Regions from separate parts of the Homo sapiens genome. Here all the other regions are linked to region 1. Evidence: chromatin loops called from intact Hi-C (ENCODE). Cell type or tissue: OCI-LY7. All regions are shown on one strand. Region 1 has its middle 360 kb from the start of AMELY. Region 2 has its middle 30 kb from the start of TTTY16. Region 3 overlaps LOC107987338 (a long non-coding RNA gene). Region 4 has its middle 290 kb from the start of AMELY.

Region 1 (8,000 bases):
ACTGGCTCCCTTTTTCATGACCAATTTCAACTAGCACAGAGGAGTCAGCTGCTGTCTTTGTAAACTGGGTGTAGGTCCTATTGTTGGATGCAGAGGCAGTCTAGAAAAGACTTTGAGCACAAGAAAATTGGTAGCAACAGCTCCAGGTGAGGTCACAGTTTGGAGGCAGACATCCTGTGGCAAGTTCATGCCCTATCTTGGGTACAGTGCATTCCAGAGCCTTCCTGCAGCAGTAGCAGCAGCCTAGAATGTGATACTGAGACCTAGGTAGGTCCCTGGCCCAACCTCTTCATTGAACAAAGAGAAATTCAAGGTTTTGTTCCTGGAAGGACCTGCCAAAAAAAAAAAAAAGAGACAGAGAAAAAGAAAGAAAAGAAAAAAATGCAAGCTGCAAAATTGCTAAAGCTACAATAATTGTAAAAAAATTTTTATTTTGCTATAGACCAGGTCTCACCAGAGACTGGAGACCCTAGGTGGGTCTCTGTCTCCTGGTCTCAAACCTCTTACGTGAGCCTCCCAAAGTGCTGGGATTATAGGCATGAGCCATCATGCCTAGGTGAAAACAAATTTTTTGAATGTTTTCAATGTGCAAATAATCGATTATGTGCTTCTGAAGTGACAGAAGGAAATGGAAGGTCTACAGATGCATAACCAGAAAAAGACATGCTGCTTGTTGACAATAGTGTTGCCAGCAGTATCAGTACTTAAAACATTTTTATATTTTATTTATTTATTTTGATTGACAAATAGTAAGTGTACATATTCATGGTGTATATGTTTTGATACATATAATGTATAGTGATCAGATCAGGGTAATTACCATATCCATCATCTCAAACATTTATTCCTTCTTTGTTCTAGGAAGATTTGATATCCTCCTTCTAGACAGTTGAGACTACATAATACATATATCTAACATATATATATGCAAACACATTCACACACACATTTATATGTATATATGTATGTGTATATGTGTGTGTGTGTGTGTGTGTGTGTGTGTGTTTTTGAGACAGGGTCTCATTCTGTCTCCCAGGCTGGAGTGCAGTGGCACACTCTCGGCTCACTGCAAACTCTACCTCCTGGGTTTAACTGATCCTCCCATCTCAGCCTCCCAAGTAGCTGGGACTACAGGCTCGTGCCACCACGCCTGGCTTATTTTTCTATTTTTAGTAGACACGGGTTTTCACCATGTTGGCCAGGCTGGTCTGGAACTCCTGACCTCAAGTGATCCACCTACCTTGGCCTCTTAAAGTGCTGGGATTATGGGAGTGAGCCATGGAGCTTGGCCCATATATATATATATACACACACACACACACACGCGCACACACATATATACACATAAATACGCGCACGTGCGCACGCGCACACACACACACGCATATATATATATAAATTTTTTTTGAGACAGGGTCTCTGTCACCCAGGCTGGAGTGCAGTGGTGCCATCACAGCTCAATGCAGCCTCAACTTGCCAGACTCAAGGAATCCTCCCACCTCAGCTTCTCGAGTAGCTGATAATACAGACACAAGCCATCATGCCCAACTAATTTCGTATTTTTTGTAAAGACGGGGTTTCACCATATTCCCCAGACTGGTCGGAAACTCCTGGCCTCAAGTGATCCTCCTACCTTGGCCTCCCAAAATGTTGGGATTACAAGTGTAAGCCATTTCGCTGGCCTATAATATATCATTTTTAACTATAGTTATTCTGTAGTGCTATAGAACTCTAGAATGTATTCCTTCTATTTAGCTGTAACTTTCTTAGAGAAGGTGGCATGAAAATGATATCACCGTAATCCCCAAGAACCAACAAGGAATGAGGTTTCAAACAGAGTCGCAGGGGATCTCTAGAGGAAAAGTGTCAGGGGCAGAATTTACTAACTGTTGCTGTCCAAGAGTATAGTCTCTGCCCACCTGGTTCTCTGCCATCATGGAGAACCATTATATTTGCAGTAGTAATTATGGTTTTATCAGATGAGGAAATGGGTTTCCTTCAAGAGGCAGGTGTGAAATAATAGGTTGGCGCAAAAGTAATCACTGTTTTTCCCATTACTTTATTTTTATTTTTAAATTTTGTGTGTGTCTGTGTGTGTGTGTGTGAGATGGAGTCTCACTCTGTCACCTCGACTGGAGTGCAGTGGCTCGATCTCGACTCGCTGCAACCTCCCAGGTTCAAGCGATTCTCCTGCTTCAGCATCTGGAGTAGCTGGGATTACAGGTATGCACCACGACACCTGGCTGATTTTTGTATTTTTAATAGAGACAGGGTTTTTCTATGTTTGAACGTTACAGGTAACGTTTTACTCAAAGAATAATATTAATGATGAGTATTGAAGCAAGTCAATAAGCAAGATGACTTAAGAGTGAATTCATCATGCAACAGCTCATGCCTATAATCTCAGCACTTTGGGAGGCTGAGGTGGGAGGATCGCTTGAGCCTAGGAGTTTGTGAGACATGCCTGGGCAACATATAAAGACCCCATCTCTAAAAAAAAAAAGATTTAATTAGCTGGATGTGGTGGCACTTGCCTATAATCCCAGAGATTTGGGAAACTGAGATGGGAGGATCACTTGAGGCCAGGCGTTTGAGATCAGCCTGGGCAACATAGTGAGACCCCATCTCCATTTAAAAAGAAACGGAGAGTAAGATAACCATGGACACCCACTGTGTTCTGTAATATGTTAATGAGGTTTCCTTTAAATGTTTAGATCCCTATAATGTCAATGTGGGAAAGCAAAGAAGTGTGTGAAAACTCTTAACAAACTCTCCTGTATCCTATAAAACACTGGCCTTGTTATTTGGAATTCACTTGAGTCAGATCCTTTTTTATTTATTTATTATTTGGAAGAGATGGAGTCTTTTTCTGTCACCCAGGCTAAAGGGCAGTGGTGTGATCATGGCCCACTGCAGCCTCAAACTCCTAGGCTCAAGTGACTTTGCCACCTTGACCTCCCAAGTATGTTGAGATTACAGGTGCACGCCACCATGTCTCTGCCACGCTGGTGTGCAACAGCATGATTGTGGTTCACGGCAATGTCTGCTTCACAGGTTCAAGCAATTCTCCTGCCTCAGCCTCCCTAGTAGCTGGCATTACAGGTGCCTGCCACTATGCCTAGCTAATTTTTGTATTTTTAATAGAGATGGGATTTCACCATGTTGGCCAGGCAGGTCTGGAACTCCTGACCTCAGGTGATCCACCTACCTTGGCCTCCCAAAGTGCTGGGATTACAGGTGTGAGCCACTGCGCCCAGAAAAGAAGATGTTACACACACACACACACACACACACCACATGGAATACTAGGCAGCTGCAAAAAAAATGAAATATCTTTTGCAGCAACATGGATGGAAGTAGAGGCCATTATCTTAAGCAAAATTACTCAGAAACAGAAAATCTGCACTTGTACCTCCTCAATATATAAAAAGAAAAAATAAAAGATAAAAATAGAACAAAAATTTTATCTTAGCATATATAGAAATATATATATCATCTATGCAAAATATATATCATATATGATATATCCATACTTATGTACGCATGCATTAACGCAAATGTATTATATTTAACTCAGTATAGATATGTAATGGATATTATATATTATATATACATTATATATACACACATATACACACAAACACCGACGTACGGTACGCATGCTTAAAGAATGTTCAGCTCCCCTCACAGATGGTATGAATTTTTTTTTTTTTTTTTGAGTCCAGGTCTCATTCTGTTGCCCAGGCTGGAGGGCAGTGGCACAGTCACAGCTCATTGCAGCCTTGACCTCCTGGGCTCATGGCATGTTTGTGCCTTCGCCTCTGATTGTGCTGCGATTATAGGTGTGCACCACCACACCTGACTAGTTGTTAAATGATTTTTTTTTGGTAGAGATGGGGGCTGGGGGTGGGGGGGGTGGCGCTGGGGGGCTTCCGATGCTGCCCAGGCTGGTCTCGAATCCCCGCACCTCCCAAAGTGCTAAGATCACAGGTGTGAGTCACTGCGCTCGGCCAGATTGTACAATTTTGATTCCTCTCATATTTAACAACACCTGTACCTATCATGGTATTAAATTTATAGCTCATTCTGGTTTAGGGTCAGGGACTTATTTCTTTGGAATGGCAGAGTTCAGCATTTCCTGACCCCCCTGCAAAATAATGCCACTTCATTAAGGCGATAATGACTCTTCCATGTCTAACTCATAGGCACTTTCCTTTTTTGTCTCTCAAGTAATAGGCTGTGGTTTCTCAAGGATTTTTATGCTGTGGTTTCTGAAGGATTTTTGTGATCCTTTCAAAGCAGCTTTTGTCAAGCAAGGTGTTGTGAAATGTGCAGGGTCTGTTTATAAGAAGAGGTAGGTATGTGGTCAAGTTCAGGGTGGGTTCGGTGGAATCAGACCAACCAGCAGCCCAAGCAGAGTGTTAACGCTGCAAATCTGTGCCACGTTCTTCTTCCTGCGTGCAATTTGCAGGCAAAGACATATGCTTAATTGGGTGTGAAACCCGGGCCTTGATTAAAAGGACTTTATGAGGCCGCAGCCTTACATTTCCAAGGTCAGGCCCTAGTGGAGAGGGCGCGCGTTCCGCGGGGAGACACGAACTTTTCCTGAGTGCGCGTTCCTTGCTGGTCCTGAACCCCTCGGCCAGGCAGGGCTTGGCAGGGCCGTTTCCTGTCCTAACCAGGATCAAGGGATTGCGCGGCTTGCTGGTGAAGCTTGGCAGGGCCGTGACCTGTCCTAACCAGGCTCAGGGGATGGCGGGGGCCTGCTGGTGTCGCATATGTTTTGCATTCCAGCTCAGGATTTTGCAGCGCATAGAGAGCGGGCGTCACCACTAGGGGGATATGCTACCCACAAAATGCAGGTGGAGGCTGGGCGAGGCTAGCAGCCAGGGGCCAGAAATCCAAAGCCTGAGCCAGGTTCAGACTTCCTGACTCCCACTCCCGGTTAGCTGTGCAAGGATGGCTCGGCCTGGTCCCCCTAAAAATGTGTCCGTTCTAACTTAGAGGCCGCTTTGGCTCTCAGAAAGCCCCCCTGACCTGAGGACTGAGGGACTGGAGACCGCTTTCAGTCGCAGAATCGCTGAGATCCCTCAAAACAAAGGCGTTTCCAGTTTGACCCCTTGCTGCTCAATGTGTGGTTGGCCAACCGACAGCCTGGGGCGCCCTGGTTGCGGGTCAGGGGAGCAGCGTCTAGGCCGTGCCAGGCCCGCAAGTTAAGCACTGTCTGCATTTCCCTGGGGAAAGGGGTGACCAAATATCTAGCTATATTTGCATTTCAAATCCACACGGATAAGAGTTTTAAATATAAGTATGTCCAACTATTGCCTAAGCCACACTTACGCTAGGAAAAAAAAAATCTTTGCGTTTCTGAAATTGAAATGTGTCTGCACAGTTCTTTATCAGGTTGTCGCCGGGGTGTTTAAACAGTGACCAATCAAGTTTCACACGCTACATTTGGTCGGGCGACCTCTCAAATCTGTCTTTCCCTAGTTCTTTAAATAAATGTTTATTTGGAAAGAATTCTAGATCCACAGGAAGCTGCAAACAAACGCACAGAGTCAAGCCCACCCTTTCTCCCCCTTTCCAAGTAAAAATGTGGAATCACCAGTCCTACGACGAAACCAGGGCGCTGACCTTGTTCCCCAGACCCGGCAGCCCCTCTTGGGGATCCGCGCGCAGCGCGCGTCCTGAGTAGCCAGGCTAATTCCAGCCCCTCTCCTCACCAAACGCCAATTTCACTTTCTATTTTTGAGCTTCACTTTTGCTGAGCCACGCCCTCCCTGTCCCCGGGCCACCCAGCCTCCCCATCTTCCGGGTTTGGGTGCAGCAACGCGGGTGGCCCGCCAGTGCGACTCCGGGGAGAAGTCATCCTGGGTCCCACCCCGGGGGCGCCCCGGGCGCGGAGGGGGCGTGGGCACCTCCCCAGCGCCGCCCCTGCCCTTGGTGACTGGAGTCGCCTGCACGCCCGGGTCTCCGACTCCTCGGCTGGGTCGCCGCCCGGGCGGAGCCCACGCGAAGGCGACGCCCCCCAAAGCCCCGCGGCCGGGTGGGGGCGGGGAGAGGCGTAGTCACGCCCAGGCTGCTTCCGCCCGCCCCAACAGCGCGCACGCGGCCACCGAGCTGGAGGAGGCGGCGGGCGTGAGACCGGGAATGCTTGGGGCCCCCGCCTTCCTCGCAGCCATCCAGCACTCGGTGCACGCCCCGCGAGGCCAGCGGCTGCTCCCTCCCGGGGCTATTGCTGCTAGTGCCGTGAGCACCGCCCAGCCATTGTCTCTGTGTCTCCGTCAGCCGTGCCGAGCCGCGCACCCAGAGGCGAGGGCGCGCATGGGGAGCCTCCGTTGATGCTGCCGCGGCTGCCGCGCCGCCCTCCGAGGCTGCGTCCCGGGGAGTCCGGCTTCCCGAGCGCTCCGGCCTGGCCCGGCGCCCCGGACCTGAGTGCCTCCCCATGGAGGCGCCCGGGCCGGCCCAGGCGGCCGCGGCGGAGAGCAACTCCCGAGAGGTGACGGAGGATGCCGCCGACTGGGCGCCCGCGCTCTGCCCCAGCCCCGAGGCGCGGTCGCCGGAGGCGCCTGCCTACCGCCTGCAGGACTGCGACGCGCTGGTCACCATGGGTGAGTGAGTGCGCGCGGGAACTCGGCCCACAGGGGCTCGCGGCGCGGCCGGGACCCCGTAGTAGGACAAAGGGCCCCGGGTGCCCGCTTCCTGGGGAGGGCCCTGCAGCGGGATCCCCGCGCGGGGCTGCCCTTGCGCCCTGGGTCTCCCCGGGGGCCTCTCGGAGAACTGGAGCGCACCCTCCAGCCCCGGCGAGTCCCCCGGACTGGCTGGGGGCCTTCCCTGGAACGCCGAGGGCTCCTCTGGAAGACCACTCTGTATCCCCAGAACACACAGCACTCTGGGGCCTGGGCCGTCCGACGTCACAAAACTTCCTGTAGGACATCTCGCCTAGAGTACCTCGTGCGCTCTCCCAGGCAGCGGCCCCAGGGACACGGGCGCGGGGTCCCTCAGGCCAGCCTCCCCGTGTGCCCAGCGGCAGGGTCCTTGGCGGGGAATGTACAGATTTCTCCATGGGCTGCAGGAGCAGCTGGGCTCCGGGGGACAGTTGTTCGTGGCTTTGTGGGGATGAAGACGGCGGAGTTGGGGACGGATCCTAACATGTCCTGACACCGCCTGTGCTCTTCGTCTTGTGCGTCTGAAATGGGTAATTCTTGTATTGGACGCTTTATCCGTTTCCTTTGTCGTCTGTCTTTGAACTTAACCTCGAATGGGCAGCTTGACAGAGGTTTCGAGTTCACAGTGCGTTTGGATCCGGACACGCGCTGGTTTATGGGGGCAGCCCAGAGTGGGTCAGAATATCCCAGCGGCATGTGGGCGCTGGATTTAAACAGTTGTCACCGGCCCGCCTGTGCTTCTTAGGGACTCTGTATGGCTAAGTGGGGTGTTGGTTGTCAAGAAAATAAATGGGAGAGCGGAGGGGGGTGTCTTGGGTGTGTTGGTGGGGCGGGGGCTCTCAAACCCTCTTAACTCCTGTTTGTCCTCTCATTTTGGAAAGGAGGAAGCTGGGCTGGGAAGCCCAAGGGCTTAAGGTCACACCTTAGGGCTTAGGAAGACCAGCGGGCATAGCCAGAGGGCCTTCAGAACCGCTGAGGAAGAGAGGACTTAGCTTCCTTCAGTGACCTCTTTGCCACTTAGACCTTGAGGGAAGGGCCCACGAGGAAAGCCTGAGTTTGGAAGGACAGTGTGGGACGAGGCCCTCTTTGTTTCTGCGCTCCCTCCCTCCTCCTATCTCATTCTCTCTTTCTCTGTTTCTCTTTCTGTGACCCTGTTCGTGTATCTGCATTTCTTCTCCTCTGTCTCTCTCAGTCTTTCTGTCTGTTCCCTTACTGTCTTGGTCTCTCTGTCTCCCTGCCTTCTCTCTGCTTTCCCTCTTCTTCTGGTCCCCCATGGAAAGCTGTCCTGGTCTAATCTTAGAGCTGGGTGTGTTTTGCGGGGAAGAAGGGTGG
Region 2 (8,000 bases), 460 kb after region 1:
CCCTGGACATTCAGCCTTCAAGAAGGCCAAATGCTCAAGCTGTGATAAAGAAATTTAACTGAATGGGGCCACAAAAGGTGACACCCCCTACTTGTGAAACGGACATGATAATAGCATCTTCTGCCATAAAGCTGTTGTGAGGAGTAACTGAGATGACACGAGAAGGACATAGAATAGTGCACTTGGAGGGTGACTGCCATCATGACCACTGAAAGGCTTATATGTGAAATGATCAAACCCAAAGGCTTATTTATTCCACCAAAGGAGGAAAAAAGGACAACAGTGAGCTGCCTAAATTTCAGAGATTTGCAGCCTGAGCAGAGAGATAAAGGGGCTGCTTTATGCATAGAGACAGGCAGTGTTTACCTGCCTAGGGAGAATGGGCTCGAAGGAGGATTTAATCCCTCCCCCTGGCCTATACTTGCAGAGCTGAAATTCTCATCTACTGGTGGGCTGACCGCCTCCAGAAACACATGCATTCACCCATTCCTCCCTAGCGGGGTCTGTTTTTCCAGGAGAGAATGGGGACTTGGGTGACGGGATAGTGGCCAAGATGCTGTGGGTGTCAATTTTTCTGTGTGTTCAGCCATTGGGAGAGATTCTGGGTGAGGGAAGTGAGTGGCCACAGGATAGCATAAAGGTCCTGGGCACCTGGGAAGGTTCCTAGGACAAGTCTCCCCAGTGAATAATGCTCTCACAGAAGGCAGGAGGTCTGGAAGGAGTCTCAGAGGAAGATGGGCTCTAGAACACAGTAAAAATCTGAAAAATCCTGAGGAAACCTCAGTAGTCACTGCCTCCTTTCTCAAAGCCAGGATTCCATGAGAGGTCGATGTCGAGTGTCAGGACTACTGAGCCTGTACCCCAATAGTAGCAGCTCATACTCATGAGTCAAGCATTGCCAAGTGCTTTAAATATGTCTTCTTTAACCTTTCCATGAGAAACCATCATTCTATCCCCATTTCACAGGGTGAGAAATTGAGGCATGGAAGGCAGGTTGGAATGTAAACAGAGGCTAGATTTTTGAGCACTATGTTCCCCACCACTCTGTCACTCCCTCCTTTTCTCCTGGGGGCCTCTGCTTGGCCTGACCCTTGCCCTCCTACAGTCCTGGACTGCAGAGAAGGGCTCCAATGAGGCCCATCTTCTTGCTCAAGATTCAGAGTACACACATCAAGCCCAATCTCCTGAGAAGCTGGAGGTTTCTGGATTAAGGCCTGAGCATTCATGAGGAGGACACACCGGGCTTAAATGCATGCTCAGCTACTCCATGAGGTGCAGCAGGCACCTGCTTCAAACAGTGAAAAATCACACAAATGAATGGCTCTATTTCTGCGCATACTTAAGAAGGCTCAAGGCCTTGATTAAACAGTAGTCTTACTATATCACACAGCTGAGGCAGCTCCAATATCTCCCTCTAAATCAATTTTGCAAATAGGCCCCTGGAATTAACCATCCCATAATTTTCTTCTCAAGAAGTTTGGAAGTAACAAAACATACTGTTTCTCCTTGTTTTCCCTTCTTGAAGCACTACCTGTTCATTATCACTTGTAAGAGGCTAATTTCAAGAATTAGTAAATAAATGATAATAACAATATTAACCTGAGAGAACATCCAGAAAGGCCTAAAGAGAAAGCCCTCCTAACCTCTGGGTGTCTTCTGTCAGTCTTCATACTTGTTCACCTTTCAAAGGCTAGAAGGGGTCATATGGCTCGTCTACATACCTTACTCGCAGGAAATGACTGGATGCTAGATTTCCTGGAGAAAGGGGAAATATGGATGGTAGATTTCCTGAAGAAAGTAGAGAAAAAGGCAATACAGAGAAACAGAGGGAAACTTTGTTCCCTATAAATCTTGTTGAGGACCTCAGTAAATTATTTTAGTCTATCACACAGGAAAGAACAAGTAGAAAGGCGTGAAGGGATGTTGGGTAAGTCCACCTGGGTTCATATGCCGGATCTTCCTATTTCCAGACTGGGCAACAAATTTCCTCTCTAAATCCCAGTTTGCACAGCTGTAAAATATCTTACTTTAGGCAGGTATTTTAACAAGCTGTGTGTAGGTTGTCATTGGTGCCTGGCAGGCTGCCACTTTCTGTGTGAAAGCTGGATGATTCAAGGGAAATTTTGAGAGCACAGGAGGTAAAAGAACTCAAGAGTCTAGAATCCACTTCAAACATGACATTTTGGAGCACACTGCAAGTCAATTTCATGTGGTTCTGTTCTCTCCATAAATCATAACTTCAGTAAGTAAACAGTCAGGTGGCCCAGATAACTGCTTGATAAAATTTCTCCTATTTGATGGACTGCTATCTCTACACTCTAATTCCATTCCTTTTTCTCTGAGATACCATGGGGATTAATGAAAAGCTGTTAGTCACTCTTTAAGTGGGTCAAAACTCCCAGTGCTGACATACTTACTCCCTGAGAGTGGCTCTTCATGTACCTCCAATGAGTCGCCATCTGGGTCAACCAGTGTCTTGCTCACCCCACGTGGTGAAAGTTGTCCACCATCTCCCTCTCCAGGGGGTGAGCTGGGCTTCTGGGCAATGGGTACCTCCCCTCTGGGGCCTGAGCAGTTTCTGGGATTTGGTTTCTCCCAGCCAGGGCACCACACATGTTCCTAGTCCCTGGTTTCTCATTCTCCAGTGACACATGATCCCCATGTGCATTTTTTTTACATCCCTGGCATTTTCCATGCTGTTGGCAGTAGACACCGGAGCACTGCTGCCTGCCAAATCCACAGGGGAATGGTACTGAGGCATAACACCAATGAATTTCAGGCCCTGGCTTGCAGCCTCCTGGATCTGTGCGGCAAACAAAAGGAAGGGAACCAAGTGAATGGAATCGTCTATCAAAAGGGCATGTGCAGAGTGCAAAGAGCCTCCCTGAGGCCTGCGAAACTATTTCAGGTGCACATGAAGAATTTCAAGCTGGCAGGAGCCCCGTGTCCTCAGGGACACCTGCCGCCACATCCTGGTCTGAAGAGGATAGGCTTTTTTTGTTTTGTTTTTGTTTTTGTTTTGTTTGTTTTTTGTTTTTTTAATATGTTGTCTGATGGAAAAATAAAGCATTGGGTTTGAAGGGTTGAAATCACCATTTTGAAACACTGCAGTAGTCCTTATTAGCCATTTTTTTTAAAGAGGCTGGAAAAGTTCTAAACAAAGAGTTTGAAAGAGGAAGTTCATTTTGGTAGAGTGTTTTTTTGTTGTTGTTACTTTTTTTCAGAGGAATCACTGACTTCCTGCCCATCAGGCTATTGTGTAACTACAGCTTGTCTATATAATCATATACAAAGACCAGATGGCATTTTAGACCCAAAGAGCTCCCTTTTTGGGCAATAGTTTTGGCCAAGAGGGGCAGAAGTGGAGAAAATCACCCCCGTGCCAAGGCTGTGGCCACATCCTCCACGAGATGCACCATCTGATGGACACCTTGCTCCCTGGTGTTGTTAGGCTTAGGGAAGGTCAAAGGAGCCCACAGATCATGCCTAGCCCACAGCTACAGACTGACTCTTGGCCCTCAAAGTCCTAGTCCACACCATCCAGCAGCCAGGTGATGGTACCTTCTCATTCCCTGTACCAACAGGATAGGAGATGAACACCCACCTGGAATGCTGAGGCATTTGAACTCTCCCTCTCCCTAAAAAATACCCCTATGCAATTAGATTGAGTGTAATTCATAAGTTTGAAAGGAAAATTGAAAGGAATAAAATCTAATAAAATCAAGCAAGAACCAGACCAAATCAGAAGGTAGGATTTAGGGGACTTTCCAGGCACGAATGCTTAAGTCACTTTACACATAAATAAGGCGGTGCAGACCTCAGAGCTGTCTAAGTCTTTGTCACCAACCCATAAGCAGATGAATTCAGAAAATCTTGAGGCCTCTGCAGTGTTAATCTATCATCATTAGAGAGTCAGTTTCACCAGGATGGAGCTATTCTCTCTAAAGGAGAAGCAGCCCTGACAGCTCTTCTCAGAAGAACCACCCTGACATTAAACAGAAAGTCATTTTTGTTCCACACTGCACATCTTGGAAAACTGAAGCTGCAAATGTGCAGTCCAGTCTTTCTTTAAATCCTAGCCTGTGCTAGACATAAAATAACAATAGTAGTAATTACTGTCTAGTGTAGACCTACTATATCTAGGCATTGAGTTAGGCATTTTACGTAAGTTAAAACAACAAAATCTTTCATCCTTCAATGACTCTGCATGGTATCACTATCTCCATTTCAGATGAAGACATTGAGGCCCAGAGACATTAATGTCACAAAGCAAGCAGTGAGTAGCCAGAGTACAAAACCAGGTCAGGCCTGGGCCAAAGTTCATTCTTTTAATCACAAGACTTATTGGATACATCTCAAGGCATCAACCACATATATGTCTTTGGGCATGTTTGCGTCCACTCATACACCCAGAGTTGGCTCAATTCATGCTTCAAAAGTTAAAAAAACAACAAAACAAAGCACACAAAAAACTTACAACCATCTATTCCATTCAGAAATTTTATTTTTTCTCTCATTAATCTATGATATCCACCAATTTCAAAAGGGTTTCATATAAAAAGAAAATATATATATGCTCATATATTCCATATAGCTTATATATTCTATAAAGCTCCTAAAAGAAGGCACAGCAACACAAATTTTAAAATAAAATAGCAGGGAGATAATTATACCAAAGAACTCTGGAGACTGAGGAAATCCACCACCTGCAAAGCATACTTCTGAGCTTCCTGGCAACATATGCCAAAAGAGCAAGGCAATGGGTTTTACAGCCCTAAATGAAGTAAGGAGACACCTGCACTAGCTTCTGCTACTACTATCTTAATGCAGATGAAACAGCTGTGACTACTGAAGCATTTTAATAACTGCTTCCACTGAGGACTCAACCGTAGGCCAGGCTCAACTAGACTCATGGAAATAGCATGAAGTTTAAAGGCTTTTGAAAAGGCCTGATGTGGAGCCCCAGATGTGTAACTCAACATCTTGGGGAAGCAGAGTAGATTATATAAACTTTCTGTGCCTCAGTTTTCTCATGTACAAAATGAGTGAAAACACACTTATTTTGCAGTTGCACTGAAGCTTAGTTTAGATATTACATATGGCAAGTGCACCAAAGAATGGGTCATAAAGACGGCATCTTAACTTCTCTCTTTATCAGTCCTGGGCTTCTGCAACCCTGCAGAGACTGCTGAGTCATCTAGACTGAAGAGACAAGGACTCCAGAAACAGGGCATTATCCTAGCTCTCCCCTTCCTCACTGGGACTGGAAGAATTGGAAAGGCTTGGACACAGACATCTTCTCTTCCCCCACAACATACCAGACAACCATATTCCCTTGCCATTTTGTACTGCAAATTTATCCTCTAGGCCAGGGGTTCTAAAGTTTTGTCCCCAGACCACAGCATCAGCATCCCCTGGGAACCTGTTAGAAATGCAAATTCTCAGGCCCTAACACAGACCTATTGGGTCAGGAACGCTGAGAGTGGGATCTAGCAATAGGTGTTTTAACAAGCCTCCAAGTGACTCCAATGCAGCCTGATGTTTGAGAATCATCAATGTGTCTAGAATACACATCTCATGAGGGCTTGGGTATTTTACACTGCTGCATCCTCAGTAATAGAATGATGTCTGACATATAGCAGGTCCTCAATAAATATCCGTTGAATGAATGAATACATTAAATAATGGATGAATAAGTATGTCTTCTCTCCCAGAATGAGCTTCTTGAAGGTAGGGATGGAGACATCATTTTTCTGCTCTAGAATTCAACAGTTAATAAGCCCCATACACTGGCCCAGACCAACACAGTGGTTAGGTATCAGAAATATAAAATAGGATCCCTAACCCTCAAGAAGATTTGATGAATTATTGTGAACAGACTTTAAAAATATTTACACTATCTTGGAACAATAATGCTCATAATGACATGTATGTAAAAAGTCAAGATTCTAAACTTCATTGACTTTATTATGACAACTATGTAATATACATACATAAACTATGCATAAAAAGAGTCACCAAAACAAAAACAGCACTGTATTTAGGGAGTTGGGCTATGATTGATTTTTTTTCTTTTACTGTGTAATTTTCAAAATTTACCTAAGGGGCATGGATGTTATTTTAGTAGTGAAAAAGTAAATATTGTAAAAATTACTCATAGAGGAAAATATAGTAATGGATATGAAGGTATATAAATGACAGTGACAATGGTGATCATTTCTGCCTGAAGGGGAGGTTGAGAAAATTTCTCAGAGTAGATCAGGGATGTAACAAATGACACGGTGTAACACAAAAGGAAGAGTGAGAAATGTGGCAGAACTGGAGTGTGTATGCCTCACCTTAAAGCATTCAAATCCATTTTTTTTTTCAAAATGTCACGCTAGGTAAAACATATTTGGGATCTACTCTGCAGAAGGCTTTGAGGAACGAATAACAGTTCACTAGGTATGTAAAGGAAAAGGAGAGGGCAATCCATGTAAAGGCAAGGATGGATCATGACAGGCAAAAGCTTGACAGTATGCAACAGCCTGATGTGTTGAGGAAATTTCTAGACATATCTCAGGAACATGACGTGAGAAGCCAACAGAAGCCCAGAAATAAGGCTTGACTAGACATTACAAGGACTGACACACATGTGGACTTGTATTCATGCCCACAAAAACTCTGACTTCACCATGTAGGCCAGCATATCCAACTGTCCCACCAGAGTCATAACTTCAAGAACAGAGGAGAGCGGGAGTCTGAGGGAAAACTAAGATTTCTTCGAATGCTCATCTTTAACCTTCAACTTCAGTGCAAATATTGTATCTTACACCATAGTGCTGCCTAGGATCAAAACCTTTCAAACGATGTCAGAGTTAAATGCTGCCCTTATCCCATGTGTTCCAGGGAAATTCACACCCCCAAGAAGAGGAAGCATATTTGTAGCTCTGCTTATTTCCTTCAAATAGATTCCTGGAAGTGGAATTAATGAGTGAAGGGATATTAACTTTTCAAAGGCTTGGTAGAGGCTGCCAAATTGTTAAACAGAAAGGATGAGTAGTCTTTTTAACTAGAAGACCACATTTAGATTATATGAAGATCAATATTTGGCTAGACCTAGGAGACACGACTCTTGTGGTTCTGTCTTACCATAGTATAGACACTTTCCTCTTTTTCAGAAAGTGATTTGACTGTGTATTGATGGCTAAATTAAATCCTGCTTCTCATTCATGCATTTATAACCTTCACTGAGCCAGTCTGATGTTTATCATGGTGCTGGGCCTGTGATGTATTCATGAGAGTTCCCCAGCCACCAGCTCTCCTCCACTGTATACTTGGTGACCTCCTGCACTCACATGGGTTCCACAAATCCGATGTTAATTATTTCCAAGTGTGAACTCCTAGCCCTGGCTTTCCTTGGAAGTTCAGACCTACAAAGTAGATGATCACAGTTGACGGGCCCGCTGTCAATCTGGTCTCTCCAACTGGAATCACAGTATCTTCTTTCCTTTCTCTAATCCTGTGTATCTGTTCACCACACCCTGTCACGTTTATCCCCCAATGTTTGTGGAATTACTTCTTCATTGAAGAGGCATCAGGTTGGATGGGCTGGATATCTGTTTAAACTGAAATACACCCTCACCCACCTTCTTCTCATTTCTGCTGTCTGTAAGAAACGTTCTGCCCCAAATACTTAAAGGAGTAACTATTTGTGGTTTAGGCACTGAAAATTAAATATGGCTGTTTTGACTGATGCACAACTTCAGTTAGTTGCTCTATAATGAATAAGGATAAGCTCCACTGTAACTGTATTCAGGAATCATAATGTGAAAAATATTTCTTTTTTAAAAAATTTAGTTATATAAAAAGTCTCAACTCATTGTACAAAAATCTTTGGTTATATATTTGAGGAATCACTTTTATTTTTAATAAAATTAATTTTTTAATTAAAAATAACAATATGACATTAGATTTCAAGGCTGAATTATCTGTTTCTACATCTAAAATGAATACCATGT
Region 3 (8,000 bases), 200 kb after region 1:
TAAGAAACATACTAGCTGCACTGAAGGAAGCCCAGCAGCCATTCTGCCATGAACCTTCCTTTGCAGGGTTGTAACCATGCTCTTCTCATCCTCGATCATTAGGGTTTATGCACATGCCCTTAAACAACCACAGAAAAATGCAGGTTGTCCATGCTTCTGCCAGACGATATGATCCTAAAATGCAATTACTTGAGAGACACGCTATTGGAGGAACATGTTTTGAAGGACTCATGGTCCTGGATAGCATAGATTTTATTTTCAGTAAAATAAAATCTGGACCATCCAAAAACTGAATTCACTTCTGTTGTAGTTCTCCACAGAATTGCTACTGCTGAGCAGTACTTTCTTATAGTGCACTGAGCTCTAAAATGAGAATATTTGTAACAGATTGCACTTTTAAGTTGTGATCCTGTCTTTACTGTGGGGGTACTGTTGAAGACGTTTTTGGTATGAATGACTCAGATATGACTGGAAAAGCTTTGCTTAATTTCTTACCAAAGAAATGTGTGATTCATAATGCAGAAGATGTCTCACTTTTTTCCTTTGGCTTCCAGGAAGCTTGTCGCTATGTGATTTATGATTAATACTAATTTTATTTTATTTTCTTTTAATTTTAATTAATTCTTTTAATATTAATTAATTTTTTGTTTTTTGAGATGGAGTCTTTCTCTTGTTGCCCATGCTGGAGTGCAGTGGCATGATCTTGGCTAACTGCAACCTCTGCCTCTTGGGTTCAAGCAACTCTCTTGCCTCAGCCTCCCAAGTAGCTGGGATTACAGGCACCCGTGACCGTGCCTGGCTATTATTTCATAGCACTTTCTGAGTTCATCCCTAGCATCTTACTTTGTGTGAGCTTTTGGCTGATGTGTGACTCTGAGGACAGGGATCATGTGCTCTTGATGCTGTTGCTGCTGCAAGTATTATAAGCACAATAGATCTTGGTTAAATATTAATAGAAAAATGCATTCTGTCTTTCCACCTGTGCCCAATAAGATAGGTCAATTCCATCCAGAGCTTAATTACAACAGCCTCCTGACAACACATCTGATAAAAATTTTGATTTTGTGTTTTGAAGTGACCATTATTGATAAATATTTCATTATTTATTATATTGTGTATTATACATAATTATTTGTATATGTATGTTATAGATAATAAATTGTTATTAAAATGTGTTATCTATAAATATGTAATAATTTAAATATACAAAATGTATATAATATAGTTAAAATAGTATAAATAATAAAATAATATAATAATAAAATAGTATAAAATGTTATGTATGGTATAAAATATATTTATAAAATATAACTATATATTATATATAATTTACATCATTTTATACTTTATTCTTACAATAAAGTAAGCTAAAGAAAAGAAAATGTCATTAAGAAAATAATAAGGAACAGAAAATACATTTACTATTCATTGAGTGGAAGTGGATCATCATAAAAGTGTGCATCCTCATTGTCTTCATGTTGAGGAGGTTGAGGAGGAGGAGAAACAGAAGGGTTGGTCTTGCTGACTCAGCAATTATCTATATTATCTATTACATAATTTATAATACTATATGTTATATAATATATAACACCTTATACAATATAATATATGACATATATATTATATAAGGTATGTGATGTATATTACATATAACACATTTAATTATAATATATACTACATAGTATATATATATTACATAGTATATAATGTATATAACATACATAGACATAACACCATATGTTATATAACACCTTATACTATATAATATATGACATTTACATTATATTATGTATATGATATATATTACACATAACATTTAATTATAATATCATATATTACATAGTATATATTACATAGAATATATGTTACATAGTATATTATATATAACATACATAGACATATAATGGTATATTATATATCATATAGTTATATATTACGTATTATTAGGTTGGTGCAAAAGTAATTGTGGTTTCTGCCATTAAGAGTAATCGCAATTTAATATATAATATGAAATAATATGTAATTTGTGTTTTATTATAATATAATATTTCAAATACTATATATTACATATAGTATTTAAGTATTATATATTACAATAATATTTAAGATATATTATTAAAATATATATTTTATATATATGACATACCTATTATACATAATATATAATTTATACCTCCAGATCCAAAGTATATTCAATTTGACTAACACTTACAGGGCACCTTCAGCATCCAAGGTATTCTGAGGTCATTTCCTGCCATTTTGATTGGGTGAATTTTTGGCGATCAATTGTTGATTACCAATGGTGTCCCTGCTTCTAATCTTTTCCTGTCTAGAGGACCCCAAACCACAGGCCAACTTCTGTCTGAGCAGCTCATCTCTGCTCACACCTCTCTCATGCTCAAAATCCTTCAAATTCTTCCAGCTATCTCAGGAAAAGGAAAAGCCAGAGTCCTTTGCCTCATTCTCAACGCATCCCCTCATTGGCCATTTTCTTGTATTTCAGCCTTCTTTGCAGTATAACGTACCAGGAGAGTTAAGTTTGGGGCTGGAAGAAAACCCTTCATGTCCTGGCATCCTTTGTCCAGAATTCCATCTGCCCAGGCTGCTTCTGAGCAAAGCAATGCTTATCACCCCAGAGAAGCCCTTCCTTCCCGTGGACGCTCCCACCCTTTGGAGCTCATGGTGAGCTTAGGACCAAATGATTTGCAGAAGAGTGACGCATGGAATATATCAAAAAATGCCTGTGAAATTGGATGGTGTTCAAACTAAACATCAGGCACCCCACAAACCCTAGCCAAAATCGAGCTTGACTTCTTGCACAGGAGTTGTGAGTTTAAGGACCATACCAGATACTTGAAGAAACTGATAATTTTTTTGAGAAACTTGCTTGCATTTACCTTTTTTTCTATTATTGATTCATACTATTTTACATATCTATGGGGTACATGTGACAGTTTGTTGCTTGCATAGAATGTGTAGTGATCAGGCCAGATTATTTGGAATATCTGTCACCTTGAGAATTAATCATTTCCATGTGTTGGGAACATTTCAAATCTCCTAGCTATTTTAAAATACACAATACATTATTGCTAACTATAGGCACCTTACCCTGCTATCATATATTAGAATTATGTCTTTTATGCAACTGTATAAAATCAGGATTTGATGACCATCTATGATATATGCCAGCAACAGAATATCAGGCTGATGCTTTTACATCTCTGCCCCTACAGGGTCTTTTGATGTACATTGGGAACAATAATCTTCAGAGATTTGGGGAGACAGATTAGAGATGATATATGTTAAAACACGGGTCCCCATGTGGCCCGTTAGGAACTGGGCCACACAGCAGGCGGTGAGTAGCGGGTGGGTGAGCAAAGCTTCATCTGTGTTGACAGCTGCTCCCTATCACTCACTTTACCTCCTGAGCTCCACCTCCTGGCAGATCAGCGGTGGTATTAGATCCTCATAGGAGCGTGAACCCTTTTGTGAACTGCACATGCGAGGGATTTAGGTTGACGCTCCTTATGAGAATCGAATGCCTGATGATCTGCCACTGTCTCTCATCCCCGCCCCAGATGGGACTGTCTAATTGCAGGAAAACAAGCTCAGGCCTCCCACTGATTCCACATGATGGTGAGTTGTAAAATTATTTCATTGTATATTACAATGTAATAATAATAGAAATACGGTGCACAATAAATGCAATGTGCTCGAATCATCCTGAAACCATCCTGCTCCCAACCCCAGCCATGGAAAAGTTGTCTTCCACGAAACCTGTCCCTGGTGCCAAAAAGGTTGGGGACGGCTGCATTTGAACACAGTTTGCTTTACTCAGCAAACTATCATGGAGTTTTCTGTGATATCAGCGTGACCATGGAGAAGGCTCTCAATAAATGCACCAATTATGTTTTTGATGAAAATGAACATATTTTTCTTGGGTTTCCTAGAAGCACCATTCTACCTCTCAGAAGACATTCTCATAATACCAAGAAGAAAGACAAGCCAAAGATTGCATACTGAAATTATTTTAACAGCCTAAGTTTCTCTTATACGTGCCACTCTCTTGCAAACACCCATTAGAAGAGAAAACAAACAGTACATTTGAGGCCTTATTCTTGTCATCCTCCTCTTCAATTTCTTTATCCTCCTAATTCCCAAATGTAGCCACTTGGATGTGGCAGCTTCCTATTGCAATTTCCTCTTTTTATTTTTATTTTTTTGAGACAGAGTCTCACTCTGTCTTGCAAGCTTGACTGTAGTGGTGCGATCTCGACTCACTGCAACCTCTGCCTCTTGGGTTCAAGTGATTCTCATACCTCAGCCTCCTGAGTTTCAGGATTACAGGCACATTTCACTATGCCTGGCTAATTTTTGTATATTTAGTAGAGATGGGGTTTCGCCATGTTGGCCAGGCTGGTCTCAAACCCCTGACCTCAAGTGATCTGACCGCGTTGGCTTCCCAAAGTGCTGGGATTACAGCTGTGAGCCACTGTGCCCAGCCACAATTTCTTGGATCACAATTTTTTTCTGCATATAATTGAAGGTTCTTTTTTTTTTTTAACATCTGAGAGAATTGTGTGAGTAAAAGAAGAATTAGAATAAGAACATGATGTACTTGAGGGTGCTTTTTAGATGATTATAGCTGAATTTGGTTTTCCTGTTGTAAAAACTATTATTACTTTGAAAATCTAAAATGAACTTTCAGGGTTTGGTGATTAAGGCCAGTTTTATATGTTAGGTAAAGAGCTTTATTGATAAGACTCTACTCATAGTTATTACCCTGAGAAAAATAGACACAACAGATGGGAATGCATTTTTATGATTTAGGGTCTTACCATTTTAAAGGAAGGTGATTTACCCTGAGATATGGGAGAGAAAATAATGCTTGCTGTGTGAGTTTGCTAGGGCTGCATAACCAGGTCCCCCAGAATGCTCAGCTTAAACAACAGACATTGATTCTCCCGCAGTCCTGGAGGCTGGAAGTCTGAGATCAAGGTGTGGGCAGGGCTGGTTCCTCCTGAGGCCTCTCTCCTGGGCTTGGAGTTGCCATCTTATCCTGTGTCCTCACAGGGTCATCACTCTGCATGTGTCTGTGTCCTTATCTCCTCTTCTTATAAGATGTCTTAGTCCATTTCAGGCTGCTATCACAGAATACCACAGACTGTGAGGCTTATAAACAACAAACAATGAGTCTCCCACAGTCCTGGAGGCTGGAAGTCTGAGACCAAGGTGTGGGCAGGGCTGGTTCCTCCTGAGGCCTCTCTCCTTGGATTGTAGTGCCATCTTCTCCCTGTATCCTCACGTGCTCAAACCTCTGTGTGTGTCTGTATCCTAATACAATTGGAAATCAAAAATGTTTTAAAAAGAAATACCAAATCTGCAGAAAATACTGAAATACTAATCCAATAAAAATGGTAAAATGAAAATTAAAATGGTTATTTGTAGTTTTTAAGTACCATTTGCAATAAAATATTTTTAATTATTATTCTTGAAGTTCTAGGGTAGAAATGCACAACATGCAAGTTACATATGTATACATGTGCCATGTTGGTGTGCTGCACCCGTTAATTTGTCATTTATGTTAGGTATTTCTCCTAATGCTATCCCTCCCCCCTCCCCCCACCGCACAACAGGCCCTGGTGTGTGATGTTCCCTGTCCTGTGTCCAAGTGTTCTCATTGTTCAATTCCCAACTATGACTGAGAACATGCGGTGTTTGGTTTTCTGTCCTTGTGACAGTTTGCTGAGAATCATGGTTTCCAGCTTCATCCATGTCCCTACAAAGAACATGAATTCAACCTTTTTTGTGGCAGCATAGTATTCCATGGTGTAATATGTGCCACATTTTCTTTATCCAGTCTATCACTGATGGGCATTTGGGTTGGTTCCAAGTCTTTGCTATTGTGAATAGTGCCACAATAAGTATACATTTGCATGTGTCTTTATAGTAGCATGATTTATAATCCTTTGGGTATATACCCAGTAATGTGATGGCTGGGTCAAATGGTATTTCTAGTTCTAGACCCTTGAGGAATCGCCACACTGACTTCCACAATGGCTGAACTAGTTTACACTCCCACCAACAGTGTAAAAGTGTTCCTATTTCTCCACATCCTCTCCAGCACCTGTTGTTTCCTGATCACCATTCTAACTGGTGTGAGATTGTATCTCATTGTGGTTTTGATTTGCATTTCTCTGAAGACTAGTGATGATAAGCATTTTTTCACGTGTCTGTTGTCTGCATAAATGTCTTGTTTTGAGAGGTGTCTGTTCCTATAATTTGCCCACTTTTTGATGGGGTTGTTTGATTTTTTCCTGTAAATTTGTTTAAGTGCTTTGTAGATTCTGGATATTAGCCTTTGTTAGGTGGGAAGATGGCAACAATTTTCTCCCATTCTGTAGGTTGCCTGTTCACTCTGATGGTAGTTTCTTTTGCTGTGCAAAAGCTCTTTAGTTTAATTAGATTCCATTTGTCTCTTTTGGCTTCTGTTGCCATTGCTTTTGCTGTTTTAGTCATGAAGTCTGTGCACATGCCTATGTCTTGAATGGTATTGCCTAGGTTTCTTCTAGGGTTTTTATGGTTTTAAGTGTAACATTTAAGTCTGTAATCCATCTTGAATTAAATTTTGTGTAAGGTGTAAGGAAGGGATCAAGTTTCAGCTTCCTACATATAGCTAGCCAGTTTTCCCAGCACCATTTATGAAATAGAGAATACTTTCCCCATTTCTTGTTTTTGTCAGGTTTGTCAAAGATCAGATGGTTGTAGATGTGTGGTGTTATTTTTGAGGCCACTGTTCTGTTCCATTGGTCTATATCTTCGTTTTGCTACCAGTACCATGCTGTTTTGATTACTGTACCCTTGTAGTATAGTTTGAAGTCAGGTAGCATGATGCCTCCCACTTTGTTCTTTTTGCTTAGGATTGGCTATGTGGGCTCTTTTCGGGTTCCATATGAACTTTAAAGTAGTTTTTTCCAGTTCTGTGAAGAAAGTCTGTGGTAGCTCAATGAGGGTATCATTGAATCTATAAATTACTTTGGGCAGTATGGCCATTTTCACAATATTGATTGTTCCTATCCATGAACATGGAATGTTTCTCCATTTGTTTTCATCCTCTCTTATTTCCTTGAGCAGTGGTTTGTAGTTCTCCTTGAAGAGGTCCTTCCCATCCCTTGTAAGTTGGATTCATAGGTATTTTATTCTCTTTGTAGGAATTGTGAATGGGAGTTCACTCATGACTTGGCTCTCTGTCTGTTATTGATGCATAGGAATGCTTGTGATTTTTGCACATTGATTTTGTATCCTGAGACTTTGCTGAAGTTGCTTATCAGCTTAAGGAGATTTTGGGCTGAGATGATGGGGTTTTCTAAATATACAATCATGTCATCTGCAAACAGAGACAATTTGACTTCCTCTTTTCATACTTGAATACCACTTACTTGTTTCTCTTGCCTGATTGCCCTAGCCAGAACTTCCAATACTATGTTGAATAGGAATGGTGAGAAAAGGCATCCTTGTCTTGTGATGGTTTTCAAAGTGAATGCTTCCAGTTTTCGCCCAGTTTGTAGTTCTCCTTGAAGAGGTCCTTCACATCCCTTGTAAGTTAGATTCCTAGGTATTTTATTCTATTTGAAGCAATTGTGAATGGGAGTTCACTGATGATTTGGCTCTGTTTGTCTGCTATTGGTATATAGGAATTTGGCTGTGAATCCATCTTGTCCTGGGCCTTTTTTGGTTGGTAGGCTATTAATTATTGCCTCAATTTCAGAGCCTGTTATTGGTCTATTCAGGGATTCATCTTCTTCCTGGTTTAGTCTTGGGAGGGTGTATGTGTCCAGGAATTTATCCATTTCCTCTAGATTTTCTAGTTGATTTGCACAGAGGTGTTTATAATATTCCCTGATGGTAGTTTATATTTCTGTGGGATTGGTAGTGATGTCCACTTTATCATTTTTTATTGTGTCTAAGTGATTCTTGTCTCTTTTCTTCTTTATTAGTCT
Region 4 (8,000 bases), 68 kb before region 1:
GGATCCCCGGTCTCCCCCATTTCCAGGCAATAGCTGCCAGTGCCATGCTAGCAGAAGATGCCAGTAAATCAACTCTAGGGCAAAAGCTAATTATCCAGGTGCCACATACCATCGTTACCATAATGGAACAGAGGACATCATTGGCTATCAAGTCCAAGAATGTTAAGGTATCAAGTACTTTTATGTGAAAATCCATATATAACCTTAGAGACTGTGAACACCTTGAATCTGGCCACCCTTCTCCCCGTAGAGATGCCCAAGCTGCCCAATCATATGCCACAGCATTATTGTGTAGATCTGGTGGATGAGGAGTTCTTGAGTCAGAGAGACTTGAAGGACCAGCCCTTTTGAGACTCAGAGTTGAATATTTCACAGATGGGAACAGTTTTATATCAGAAGAGGCCCATCGAGCTGGAGATGCAGTAGTGACCATATATTTGGTGGCAAAGGCCTGGTCTCTGCCCACAGAAACATCAGCTCAAAAGGCAGAGTTAATAGCCCCAACCAGAGCATTGCTATTAGTCAAAGGAAAGTCACTTAATATTTGCACACTCAAAGTACACTTTTGCTACATTGCATGCTCATGGAGCTGTTTACAAAGAAAGAGAACTTTTAACTGCTGGGGGAAAGGAAATTAAAAATAAGGAAGAAATTTTATAGCTTCTAGTTGCTGTATCAGCTCTGGAGACAGTAGCAGTTATTCACTGTAAAGAACACCAGGTGGGAGATGGCACTGAGGCAAGAAGAAAGAGGAAAGAGGATAGAGAAGCACAACGAGCAGCCATGACAGATGCACGTCCTGAAAAGGAGACCCAACCGTGCTGCTCTTGCTAGAGCTCTCCTTACCAGAGGTCCCAAGTTACTCTCTGAATGAAAAAGCCTGGTTTGGGCAAGAGACTGGAAATTACTTAGAAGGAGCCTAGTTGAAATTCTCAGTTGGGAACCTGGCCATTCTGGAGGCAACAGTCCCGAGGTTTGTGAAGCAGTTCCATCAAGGAATACACATGGGAATAACAGCATGAGACACATCGATCTGGCAGCACTTCTATGTGCCACATCTCACTGTTATCACATGAGCTATTAGTGAGCAGTGCCTAACTTGTGGCCAGAATAATCCATGGCAAGGTCAAACCCAGCTTCCAGAAATTCAAGCAACAGGGGCAGCACCTTGAGAAAATCTGTTCACCGACTTTACTGAGCTGTCTTGAGCTGGAGGCTATCAGTACACGTTAGTGTTTGTTTGCACCTTCTCCAGGTGGGTTGAGGCATTCCCCACCCAGACAGAGAAAGCACGAGAAGTGACTCAGGTATTATTAAAAGACATTATACTCAGATTTGGACTGCCATTGACTTTAAGATCAGATAATGGGCCAGCATTTGTAGCTGAAGTTGTTCAACAACTAAACCAATCGTAAAAGATTGAACAGAAATTGCACACCGCTTACCATCCACAAAGTTCAGGAGAAGTAGAGCAGTTGAACCGGACGCTCAAGCAACTGCTGAAGAAGTTTTGCCAAGAAACTCATCTCAGGTGGGATCAGGTCTTGCCCATGTCACCTTCTCCGAGTCAGGTGCACCCCTACTAAAAAAAGTGGGTATTTGCCCTACAAAATTGTGTTTGGCTGACCACCACCAATTATAACTCATGTTAAAGGTGATCTACGGGAACTAGGGGAATTAACTTTAAGAAGCCAAATGAAGGCCCTAGGGCTGGCTATGCAAAAAGTTTGCGGCTGGGCACAAGAAAGGATGCCTATAAGCCTAACGGATCCAGTTTACCCTTTTATGCCTGTGGGCCAAATTTAGGTTAAGAAATGGAACCCAGCCACTCTAGGGCCCACATGGGATGGGACCCACACTGAAATCTTGTCCACTCCCACTGCTGTTAAAGTCACATGTGTCACACCGATACACTATACCCGACTAAAACTGGCAGCATTGGACCAGTGGACCAGTCAGCAGGACCCAGACCATGCAACACAACTGATCCTGTGGTGGACCAGTTTACTACTGAGAAAGACGACTGCCCTGCTCTGACCACTCTGGAGGCTGGTCAATCTAGACACAGCTGAAGCTTGAGGAAATGCCAAGCCCTGCTCTAGCCACACCACTGGAGGCTGGCTAGTCTAGGCACAGCCAAAGCCTGAGGAGTCTACATCAGATGAATAAATGCGGATAGGAATTTTAAGTTTGTTTGCTATCTTAGTGTTGCTGATTGCCTTGTTACTATGCTATCATTATTGCCAATCTTTCTGAGAAAGGACTTTTTCTGCCCATGTCTAGTATGAAGATACTGCTTTTTTTTTTTTGCTTTGCTAGCAGCGGTGCATGAGGCTATGCAGGAAGAAGTACAATTCAAAGAAGGAGGTTCACTCTGCATGCATACTACATTGATAAAGAATGCAGTTGTTAAGACTTTATTATACCACACATACTATGAATGCCCACGGACTAAGCTAGGTGTCTGTACCCACAATCAAACTATTTACTAAGTCTGTGATCCAGAGAATGAACAACCCTACACATGCTATGACCCAAAGTTCTTACCTAGGAACTGGTTTGAAATTCATACTGGATCAAAGGAAAGTAGTCTCTTAAATCAGACCAAGATCTCATCCGCCCACAAAGGAGCTGTACCCATGTACCTTAATGTATGCCAATGGACATCTAGTAATACAACTTTCTCAAAGTGGTTTCCACATACTTATCCCCTAGCCACTGCTTCTACAGGATACTCCACTTCCTGCCTAAACAAGAAGGTCTGTAAACCCTTTGTCTGCCCCTCCAAGATTCCAGCAGAGGCTGATTGGTATTGCCCAACACAGTATACAGAACTAGGTGTGGAACCTGTGACAGTCATGGTTATCCAAATGTAGAAAGACCCAGATTGTAGGACTGGCACACACAATCTTATAATCCTTACTAATTTAAAGCCAGATCTCCCCACATGGACTACAGGGCTCTCCCTGACATTACAAATGGGAGACCAAAAGTCAGAGAGTAATTTATACATTATAAAGTAGACCTGGACCTGTCCAGCCCAACAGCAGTTTCAGGTCTTTAAGTAATTTAATGAGCATTTCAAGCAAGAGGTACCTGAAGTGCCCCCTCGTATAGCTATAAATTTGTTTGCACAGTTGGCTGAAAACACAGCTGGTAGCCTGGGGATTTCCTCATGTTATGTCTGTGGAGGAACAAATATAGGACACCAATGGCCTTAGAAAGCTAAAGAGATATTGCTTCAAAAAAATTATACCCTAACCTTTTTATCCTCAGAGCGGACACTCACAAGCCCAAGTGTTTAGCTAGTGAAGACTTTTATCATTAAGAGATACTGCATAGCCTGTTGGAGAAAGGCTTTTCCTAACCCAGTGGGAGAATTAGCCTGGCTAAGGCAGCAATACTACAATGACACAGTAAGAAAAACTTTGTGATGGGGTAAAAATAAGCTAGGCAAGAATACCACCAGATAGCCATGCTGCAATCCATTTTCATGTTTCCCTTTCCTGTTTCCCTTCCTTGAACCACTCGTGGTATCAACTAGAGATACCAGCCACCTGACAAGCAGCTTCTGGCCTGTGTTGGATCTGTGGGGCAAGAGCATATAGGAAATTGCCAGATAAGTGGACAGGAGCTTGCATGCTAGGAACAATAAAACCTTCATTTTTCCTACTTCCACTACAAAAAGGAGAAATGCAAGGATATCCCATATATGATGAAAATAGAAAGAGAGCTAGAAGGAGCATAATCTCAAAAATAGATACAAATATCAAGAAGCACATAGACATAGGGGACTGGAAAGACAACGAATCAATGAATGCTCTCTCAAAACAATTATTAAATACTATAGGCCAGCTACCTGGGCACAGAATAGGTCCTGAGGATACTGTACCCCGATCTATATGTTCAACCACATCATAACACTACAAGCTGTACTAGAAATCACCACCAATGAAATTGCAAAGGCTTTGGATTTATTGGCTCTACAAGCCACACAGATGAGAACTGCTATATATCAAAATAGGCTGGCATTAGATTACCTCCTAGCCTCAGAAGGATGTGTCTATGGAAAGTTCAATCGGACGAACCTTTGTCTAGAAATTGATGACAATAGGAAGGCTGTCATGGAAATCACTGCCAGGATGCAGAAGTTAGCTCATGTTCCGGTTCAAACTTAGTCAAGATGGTCTCCAAATTCCCTTTTTGGGGGATAGTTTTTGATCTTTGGAGTATTTAAAACCTTGATAGAATGGTTCATGCTTATCATAAGTTGGCTGCCTAATACTCCCTTTTCTCCTGCCACTTCTCATCGGAAGTATTCAGACAACTATAGAAGCAATTGTGGCCAGACACACAACTACTCAGATCTTGGCCCTGACCAAGTATCAGACCCTGCCCCAGGAAGAGTATGTACCAACCCCAGAGGAACTAGATAATTGTGGTGCTCTCTATTGAAGCCTAATTCTTATATACAGCACCAAAGGGGGGAATAAAGTGGAAAATTAAAAGAAATTAAGAACTTACTGTATAAAGTTAGGCAGAATAGGTATGAAATGCCCCCCCAAGAAGTGAGAGTTAAGTAAGACTATAAACTGACTTTCTGTGGAGTCTGTGAAGCATTAACCATATCTCTCCTCAACATATTTTGTAAGTTCTGTAAGTTCTTAATTTTCTAGCTGTGCAGCTGCAAGGTCACAAAATAGATAAACATAAGCTGCAAGACATGTTTTCCGAAGAATGTCACATGATGATTAACTGCCTTTGTTCTCACTTCTGTAAGCCTGCTTCCTGGATCACATAATTCCCGCCTGAAGATGCATAAAAGGCACTTGTTTTCTTCGTTTACTGCTCAGACTTTCAAGACGTGTCCCCTGAGCCAGTGTACACCTAAAATAAACCCTCCTGAACCCCACTTGGTCTCTCCAGTTCTCTGATTTCTGCCACAGTGCAACTTTAAATCCACATGAAATCTGAACTAATATAGGGAAGATGCAGCATTTGTAGCCAGCAATTACCCTGGAAATTCCCCAGAAACAGTAACATTCTGATTCCTATAGGCTTTCTTGTCTGACTTTGCATCCAGCTTTCCTTTCTTCTTTTTTTTTTAATCATGAAGAGGATATTGAAATATAACTTTAAAAAGAAACAAGAGTCCCAAGCATGGTAGCTCACACCTGTCATCCCAGCACTTTGGGAGGTAGAGGTGGGAGGATACCCTGAACCTAGGGCAACATAGTGAGATCCCAGCTCTACAGAAAAGTTTTTAAAATTGGCCAGGCTTGATAGCATGCACCTAATGGTCCCAGCATCACAGGAGCCTGCGATAGGAGGATCGTTTAGCCCAAAGTTTGATACCAGCCTGGGCAACATAGTAAGGCCTCATATCTACAAAACGTTTTTAAAAATTAGCCAGATATAGTGGCACACACCTGTGGTCCAAGTATCACAGGGAGTTGAGACACAAGGATTGTTTGAGCCCACAAAAGTTGAGACTGCAGTGAGCTATGATCACACCACTGCACTCCATCCTGGGCAACAGAGTAAGATCCTGCCTCTAAAAAAATAAAAAATAAAAAAATAAAAAAAGATTGCTTTTGGAGGCCAGACCAGACTTGGATATTATGGTAAAACGAGAAAATGCAAATGGAAATGTATTTTAGCAGCATTAAAGTATCATCCCATGTGTGGGAATGGTGGTTCACATTTGTAATCCTAGCACTTTGGGAGGCCAAGGCAGGCAGATCACAAGGTCAAGGAGATTGAAACTATCCTGACCACCATGGTGAAACCCCGTCTCTACTAAAAATACAAAAATTAGTTGGGCGTAGTGGCATGCACCTGTAATCCCAGCTGCTCAGGAGGCTGAGACAGGAGAATTGCTTGAGCCTGGGAGTTGAAGGTTGCAGTGAGCTGAGATCACACCGCTGCACTCCAGCCTGGTGACACAGTGAGACTCCATCTCAACTAACTAACTAACAAACTAACTAACTAACTAGCTAACTAAATGGATCATCCCTGACAAACATATTTCTGGCCTTTTGCATGCAAACAGTGATTACACCCATGTAGCCAGTCCCGCTGCTGCCACCAGCAGTTCAGCTCCCTTGGGACAAAATACCTTAGATGAACACTCACTTCTCTTATTGAATCTGGCCATTTAGGGGATGGAGGTGACTCCTCCTGACCTCTTCTGCAGGTTCCTCGTACATTTCTGCTCTCCATTCTAGAACCTCAAATCTTAAACATCACGTTCTCTGGTTTCACTGTAGCCACTTGACCTGTGCTCTTTCTGTAGTTGTCACTCCAAATAGATGATTCTCCCTGACCTCTTTTATCCCATAATTCCCCCACATTGACACCTAAGGCAGGACACATTAGAGAAGACAGAAAATCAAGTCTAGTGAGAAAGCAATCAACAATGCTTTGCTACCAATTTCTGTTCAAAGAAATAGGCCAGGTGCAGTGGTTTACACTGCAATGTAAGCACTTTGGGAGGCTGGGGTGGGAAGATTGGATTGCTTGAGCCCAGGAGCTCAAAACCAGCTTAGGCAACATAGTGAGACTCTGTCTCTACAAAAAACATAAAAAATTAGCTGGGCTTGATGGTATGCATCTGTAGTCTCAGCTACTGAGGAGGCTGAGGTGGGAGGATCAGTTGAGCCCAGAGTTCAGGGCTGAGTGAGCTAAGATCATACCACTGCCCTCCAGCCAGTGCAACAAAGTGAGATCACACTCAGAAAAGCATATGCCTTCATTTATTAATTTTCTCATGCAACCAATATTTATTTGAGTTAGGATTGTATGCTCAGGAACATACCAGATACAAAAGGATATAACAGAAAATGTAACCAGCAATGCCTCTGCCCTTGTTGAGTTTAAAATCTAGTGGCCACAGGGGTAAGGCTTGGTGACACATGCCTGTAATCTCAGCACTTTGGGAGGGCTAGGAGGGAGGATCATTTGAACCCAGGAGTTTGAGACCAGCCTGGGGTACATGGCAAAACCCTCTCTCTACAAAAAACTTAAAAAGTTAGTTGGGCTTGGGGGTGCATACCTGTAGTCTCAGCTACTAAGGGGACTGAGCTGGGAGAATCACCTGAGCCCAGGAAGTCGAGGCTTCAGTGAGCTGTGACCCTGCTACTGCAATCCAGCCTGGGCAATGGAAAGAGACCCTGTCTCAAAAGAGTTAATTAATTAATTAATTAATTTAAATCTAGTGACCAGAGAGAGCTGATAATCCAACAAGCTCAAGAAAGTGTCAGAGAGTACAAAAAAAAAAAAAAAAAGCAAGGTGGTATGATAGAGAAGGTCCTCTTTCCTGAGATGAAATTTGAGTTGAGACCTGAAGGCTGACTACAAAAAGACTTAGGGGAAGAGCTTCCCAGAGGGCAAAAGAGTTTTGTGGAAACCACACAAGGGTTCCACACTACACAGCACACATAACAGGTATTCATGCATAGCTACAATCTATAACTCAAGTCATAAATTGGTGAACCCATCTGCATGGTCCAACTTCCCCAACGTCATTTCACAAAATCAAAGTGGGATTACTTTTTAACCTACAAATGTTAATTCAATCAAATGTCTGCCCCACACCTCCCATACTCCTTCAAGGTGGCCCATGTCAGTGGGTGTTTGTGACCCAATTGTTTATCAGGTCATTAAGCAAATCAAAGCAACCTAATACACTAAGACCATAGTTCAGATAAAGAGCTGAATTTTGGACATTCCTTTTGTGTTGGTGGTGCTTATCATATTTTTAAAAATGAGAACCGTTGGAACTTGAATATGAGCAGACTCATACACACACACTTATGATGAGCTTTGTATGAGATATATGCTTGCATGTGTATAATGTGCATTACATATATTCTTTTACAAACTTTTATATGTATATATGTGTATAATATATTTTCACATATATACACATTCTTTTAAATTATATATGTATTATTTATATGACCATATGTTTCTATTACACACATTGTGTGTATGTTATA

What was found. Hi-C counts contacts between places; a loop is a spot of excess contacts. Peaks named below come from ENCODE experiments on the same cell type or tissue, not always from the same donor. Only the 100,000 strongest peaks of a DNase experiment are listed, where the experiment ranks them.
Region 2: it touches region 1 in a loop (5-fold over the local background); 2 of 110 quality-filtered maps call a loop at or near these places.
Region 3: it touches region 1 in a loop (12-fold over the local background); 2 of 110 quality-filtered maps call a loop at or near these places.
Region 4: it touches region 1 in a loop (4-fold over the local background); 2 of 110 quality-filtered maps call a loop at or near these places.

What each region holds. Positions count from the first base shown.
Region 1 is chrY:7,267,868-7,275,867 of GRCh38, forward strand. It overlaps the pseudogene PRKY. Among named protein-coding and RNA genes, the nearest start is that of AMELY, 360 kb to the left of the region's middle. In OCI-LY7, CTCF peaks have their summits at 4,829 (motif pointing right) and 5,030; DNase peaks (open chromatin) are centred at 4,834, 5,124, 5,924 and 6,594; H3K4me3 peaks cover 3,181 bases; H3K27ac peaks cover 2,893 bases.
Region 2 is chrY:7,727,038-7,735,037 of GRCh38, forward strand. It overlaps the pseudogene RFTN1P1. Among named protein-coding and RNA genes, the nearest start is that of TTTY16, 30 kb to the left of the region's middle. In OCI-LY7, no CTCF peak of the experiment used is centred here; DNase peaks (open chromatin) are centred at 1,294, 2,914, 3,344, 4,834 and 6 weaker places; H3K4me3 peaks cover 415 bases; H3K27ac peaks cover 6,085 bases.
Region 3 is chrY:7,468,720-7,476,719 of GRCh38, forward strand. The region is part of intron 1 of LOC107987338 (a long non-coding RNA gene); the gene reads left to right. Among named protein-coding and RNA genes, the nearest start is that of TTTY16, 230 kb to the right of the region's middle. In OCI-LY7, CTCF peaks have their summits at 3,422 (motif pointing left) and 3,625; no DNase peak of the experiment used is centred here.
Region 4 is chrY:7,199,931-7,207,930 of GRCh38, forward strand. No RefSeq gene overlaps it. Among named protein-coding and RNA genes, the nearest start is that of AMELY, 290 kb to the left of the region's middle. In OCI-LY7, no CTCF peak of the experiment used is centred here; DNase peaks (open chromatin) are centred at 4,781 and 6,101; H3K27ac peaks cover 1,952 bases.